Linked DNA regions of Homo sapiens: region 1 is linked to region 2. The links are chromatin contacts, found by Hi-C or POLR2A ChIA-PET in ENCODE. All regions are on one chromosome and are shown on one strand. The core of a region is the stretch at or near the end of the contact, and the rest is flanking DNA. Distances in the headings are between cores, read along the strand shown. Region 1 overlaps HNF1B (HNF1 homeobox B). Region 2 has its middle 29 kb from the start of DDX52.

The links. Hi-C counts contacts between places; a loop is a spot of excess contacts on that map. ChIA-PET counts read pairs that join two places held with the same protein, here RNA polymerase II (POLR2A). Pooled maps may share reads with other maps.
Region 1: a map of left cardiac atrium shows a loop between it and region 2 (2.2-fold over the local background). The contact joins two enhancer-like sites. A Hi-C loop is called at or near these places in 5 of 168 maps with a recorded cell type or tissue (CD14-positive monocyte, Caco-2, heart right ventricle and 2 more) and 1 of 50 pooled maps. POLR2A ChIA-PET finds 5 or more read pairs at or near these places in 8 of 52 experiments (A549, AG04449, BJ and 5 more).

Annotation. Positions count from the first base shown.
Region 1 is chr17:37,715,941-37,718,703 of GRCh38, forward strand. The region is part of intron 4 of HNF1B (HNF1 homeobox B); the gene reads right to left. LOC105371754 (a long non-coding RNA gene) reads left to right here. Exons shown (of 3, transcript XR_001752875.2): 2 at 1,460-1,546. Among named protein-coding and RNA genes, the nearest start is that of HNF1B, 28 kb to the right of the region's middle. Within about 2 kb of position 1,336, at least 7 of the 41 ENCODE cell types and tissues checked have a DNase peak (open chromatin) inside an H3K27ac peak, as active enhancers do.
Region 2 is chr17:37,670,656-37,673,535 of GRCh38, forward strand. No RefSeq gene overlaps it. Among named protein-coding and RNA genes, the nearest start is that of DDX52, 29 kb to the left of the region's middle. Within about 2 kb of position 1,341, at least 4 of the 41 ENCODE cell types and tissues checked have a DNase peak (open chromatin) inside an H3K27ac peak, as active enhancers do.

The DNA.
Region 1 (2,763 bases), core at 86-2,585, 45 kb after region 2:
GGCCAACATGGTGAAACCCTGTCTCTACTAAACATACAAAAATTAGCTGGGTATGGTGGTACGCGCATTAGCTAGGCATAGTGGTGTAATCCCCACTACTCAGGAAGCTAAGGCAGGAGAATTGCTTGAACCTGGGAGGCAGAGGTTGCAGTGAGCTGAGATCGTGCCACTGCACTCCAGCCTGGGTGACCAGAACAAGACTCCATCTCAAAACAAACAAAATGTGTCGCTGAGGAAGTTTTCAAGTGTTGTGCTTTTTAAAAAAGTTTATTTCAGAGACAGAGTCTCATTCTGTCACCTAGTCTGGAGTACAGTGGCGTAATCTCGGCTCACGGCAACCTTCGCCTCCCGGGCTCAAGTGATTCTCCTGCCTCAGCCTCCTGAGTAGCTGGAACTACAGGCGCCCACCACCACGCTCAGCTAAATTTTTGTATTTTTGGTAGAGACAGAGTTTCACCGTGTTGGCCAGGCTGGTCTCAAACTCCTGACCTCAAGTGATCCGCCCGCCTCAGCCTCCCAAAGTGCTGGGATTGAAGGCATGAGCCACTGCGCCCGGCCTCAAGTGTTGTGTTTTTAATCCTGTTTTTCCCGTAAGCCCTGTGGTTCTTATCACATGGCTTAGCAAACTCTGGTGATTTTTAGGCTGCATATGTCAGGTTATATAGACCCTACTGCGCCTGTGTGTTCAAAGACAAACATGACTGCCTTGCAGGAGGACCCCAGAGAGGAGCTGCTCAGGGTGCCATTCACCAGAGACTTTGCAGAAACCTGTGCTTCAGGGCCTTAGAGCTACAGCTCATAGAGCCCCTGGCGATTTAATTCAGCTCTAAGAGCTTCAAAAAATCATGGAATTCCATGATTCCAGAGATCAACTGGGCACCAGCCTCTAGACACTTTAACAATCTCTCTCTCTCTCTCTCTCTCTCTCTCTCTCTCTCTCTCTCTCTGCCATAACTCTCTGATGATTCTGGGTCAGTTAACTTTTGAGCCTTGGCATTTTTGTCTGTGAAAGGGGCACACAGATATTCCTTCTTCACAAGCCAGAATAATGAATGAATAAAATAATGTCAGAGATGCACTGGTTCTGCTGGGTAAACAGAAGAGCAATGTCAACAAAGAAAACAGGACCAGAATTGTTCTTTTAGTAAGAAGAAATGAGGAAAGTGGGGATTCCTGGGCAATGTGGGGCTCAGCTTGCCCACGATGTGGCTTTTGGCACTGAAACCTGGGGGTTCCTTTCACTGAAGTCTATGAGCTGCACCCAGAATCTGGTGGGATGCCTTTCACCCTTGACATTTCAGAGCCAACCTCCCATCCCTGATAATGCAGGAATGTTCCTCTGGCTGGTGGACCTCTGCCAGCGTAAGTGAGCGTCCCAGCCACCAACAGAGTAAACATTACTCAACTGGCTGGGGCTCTGTCACACACATTCTTCCCCTGTGTTTCTAACCTCATGCAGAGTGCAGCCCAGCCCTGTTGGGTCTAGAAACTGGGAATTTAAACTCAGGCAGGAGAGAGCATGCGAAGGAGAAAGCTCTTCCAAAAGGTAATAACTATGTTCATTGTTCATAAATTATGAGTAGACACAGCCATCTTTTCTATGAAGCCAAATCATTATGTTGGGGAGATGACAGGGAGAGACTGGGCCAGGCTTGATGGACCCAGTACTGTGTCCTGATAACTCTACCTTCTCCCTAAACACTTTACTTTTCTTAAGGACAGAGGCAGAGAGACAAATGATTCTGTCTGGTGAACTTCTGAGAGGCCCATTTGGAAGAAAAGAATGTGAACAATTCCCTGGCTTGAAATTGAGAACTCCAGAAATGAAAGCTTTCGAATGAGTTAGCATTGCTGCCTCAGTTTCCTTGTTTGTAGCACTGGACTTTTGCTAGTTCTTATTAATATTTCCTCCTCTGAGAGGATACAGATTCATGTTTGCAAAGAGTTTAGAAGATTAAAAATCTGCAAATGTGGAAGAAAAAGCTGATGCAAGATGAAAGCAATTTAAATGCTGGGCTGGTTTCAATTCCGGATCCCTTTCTACCTAACATGGCTTAGTTAGGAGCTCAATTCATAAGAGGAGAAATACAGACAGGCCTGCAGGGACAGTAAACATTCTTGACTCAAGGAGTAAAAGTTGAGTGATACTTAAGGGAAGCCCACAAACTGGTTTTCTTATTTAAAAAAAAAATCAAAGCAAATGTAACCAAGAAAAGAAAAAAAAATCTTTCATCAAAAGCACCTTGGCTGAGAACAGAAGCTAACATGCATGGTGCACTTGAAAAAATTGCACATGTGGGGAGGTAGAAGACCAACAGAAACTCTGTGTGTCCTCCCCCACAAGGTCTACCTGGGCCACCACGCCTCATCCTTACTAGAGTGGCAGTTTCTGCAGGCAAACATCAGGCAGTTTGCAATGAATACTTCAGCCTGAAGATTGCTGCTGTAGGTAAAAGGAACCAGCCTGGCACTTGATAACTTGGGCAGTCCTCACATCTGAGAGTATGTTACACCCATCTGCTTCTCAATGTGTCACAAGCACCCATTTGACAGAGTGGAAAACTGAGGTTCAGAGAGGACAAGGTTGTTTGCACCGCTCCTTGCTAGGGGGTCTCCCAGCAAGTCCGTGGTATTCCAAAGCTGACCCTTCTCCCTCTTCCTCCTAAGCCCCAAATGGGCTCCAGATATGTAGAGCCTCCCCATCACGACCCACTAATAGCTTGAAATGATCTTGCAGGTTTGTTTACTTGTTCCTTGGCTGCA
Region 2 (2,880 bases), core at 91-2,590:
CCCACCTGGTCTGAACAGAAGGAAAACCAGGCCCAAGTCCAGAAGGGCTAGTGACAGGCCTGTAGTGAAGGGGACACCTAGTCCCCCTCCCTTCAAGGTAGTTTACAGGAGTGTGTTCCAGGGCCAGTTGGAGAGCAGGCTGCTTCCCTTGGTCATTGTCTTTATTCAGGTGGCATCCGGTGAGAATGAAAGTCAAGGGAAGACTTGAAGAGAGAAAGAGGCATCCAGAGGCAGCACTGGTGCCTTAAGGGGCCACAGCAGGTCTCTCCACTTTGCCCTGAGGTCCCCAATCACGCCTCTGCCAGGTGCCTCCCCAACTCCTGCCCCATGCTTCACCCCTTCTCCCCACCAAAGCAGCATGAGTGGGCAATTTGCCATTTCCCAGCGACAGCTCAGAAGCCTTAGGTAATGACCAGAGACATTCCCCACCCACCCCCTACTCACACTCAATAAAATGCACTGATGAGGAATCCATGGAGTGGGGAAGAAAGTTCTAGAGAGCAGGAGCCTGCGTAAAACAATGCTCGCCTCTCTGGGCTTGCCTTGCCCCAGGATTTCACTATGTTCCAAATCATGTTTTATTACCTTTCAGGGTTGGGCCATGGGAATGGGATAAGAAGCAAAGCATTATTATTAACCAGTTCCATGTCCCATACAATATTAGCCATGAATAGCTCCATCTCTCCCCCACAATTTCCCTATCAGCCACATTCTAATGCCCCCCACCCCCAACACCGCTCTCTAGTCTGTCTGTCTGCCTGCTCCCCCTGCCCCTGACATGTTGCAATTCAGAAAGAGCTTGTTTATGATAAGACCTTGAAATCTGGAGTTATAAATCCTGCCCAGGGCGGCCGCCCTATCTCTGTGCTAATGCTTGTGGTGCCAAAAGGAGGCTCACCTGGTTGTGACCCAGTCCCTCTTACTCCCTGAGGAGTTCCCTGCTCCTCCTCTGCAAACACAGGACAATGGGCAAATGGGAGTTACCTGTTCCAACAGGTGTTAGCTGGGCCTCACTTTCCTACAGGGTGATGAGAAGGTCACCCTCTGGCCCGCCCACGCTGGGCATTCCTGTGACTGTGAAAGCCCACCTTCGAACATGACCCTCCCTCTCCCCCACCCTCCCATGACTTCAGCTACAGGAGACTGAGCCCACCTCAATGGCTTTAAAAGTCCCCACTTGAAGCTTCTGAGTCCACCAACTAGAGAGCAGGCAGCACCTGCACTGGCTGGAGGGCCCTTGTGCTGCCTCTTTATTCTGTACAGGCCTCTGTCATTGTGTTTACACCATATTGCAGTTGGCAGTTGTTAGCCTTCCCTACTAAGCTATGGGCCCCTTAAGGGAAGACACTGTTTCTGATTCATCATTGAATTCCTAGGCCCAAAAGACTGCACAGAACATAAATATTTGTTAAATGACTAGGTGAATGGTGTCATCATTACCAGCACATATTTCTTCAGGGTATCTTATGTGCAGCGAACCTGCTAAGCAGTAGGGATACAAAGATTAATTGGACACCATTCCCACTCTCAGGGGCTTATGCTGGAGTCGGGGAGACCCACTGAAGCTTCACTTCCCTAGAGGTCAGAGGAAGAGCTGGATCTGGGGACCCCAGGAAGCTGCTTTGACAACCAGAGGCCTAGGGTCTTGGGAAAGTTTGCCCAGAGTGAACTTACCACAGATGCCAGAGACTCAGATACCTACTCACCATTGGTCTTGGTACATTCCAGAGTGGAGGTGATAACTTGCCAACTAACAGCATGTGGAGCCTTTTCCTTTGTGACTTGTATCCTCCTCTCAACAATGGGAATAAAAGTAATTTCTAGTATCTTCACTTGGAATGGATTTTTCAGCCCTTTAGCTCTGGGAAGAAAAGAAGTGAAACTGGCCCCCACTGGGCCCTAGCTGGAGCTGTACTTGTTAGCTCTGCCCCATACCATTTGGTTTAGGCTGCCTGTGGATTTGAGGCCACAGCTGCCTCCACCCTCAGGAGGAAGGAACGAGGAGGTCCAGGCATCTGTCTGGAGTTCAGTTCATCCCAACACACATTAATTGAATGCCTCATCTGTGCCAAGCATGCTGGACAGTGGGAATAGAGAAATTAACATCGTGGGTGTAGCTCCTCCTTTCAGACAGGGACTGATATCTCTGAGAACCTGTGGGAAGAAGGACAACCAGTTGATCTCTTGAGGACTGAGAGTCAGCCCACATGATATGAGAGGCTGTTGCATCCCAATGCCATTGTCTCATGGAGGGGACCTTTACTGTGTGGAGTGGGGGCCTAGCAGTGTATGTGTGGGCAGTGTGGTGCAGTGTCCATGGGTGGTGTTTTCTGTGTGGCTGTTTGCAGTCAGCGCTTTTGAAGCTTTTCATGTGAAGTACCATTAGTGGCAGAGAGTGAATTCACACTTCACAAGGGGCATGGGGTTTTAGATCACTGCACACAGAAACTTTCTTCGAAGCCCCATGTTTTGTCTTAAAAGTATGTTTAGGCTGCGCATGGTGGCTCACGCCTGTAATCCCAGCACTTTGGGAGGCCAAGGCAGGTGGATCACGAGGTCAGGAGATTGAGACCATCCTGGCTAACACGGTGAAACCCCGTCTCTACTAAAAATACAAAAAATTAGCTGGGTGTGGTGGCGGGCGCCTGTAGTCCCAGCTAGTCGGGAGGCTGAGGCAGGAGAATGGCGTGAACCCGGGAGGCGGAGCTTGCAGTGAGCCGACATTGCGCCATTGCACTCTAACCTGGGCAACACAGCAAGACTCCGTCTCAAAAAAAAAAAAAAGTACATTTAAATTTTCTATTTTCTACCATAATCCATCTGTTTGCTTTTATTGAAAAATGCAGTTAACATTTCTTATATCTGAATAAAATGGACATT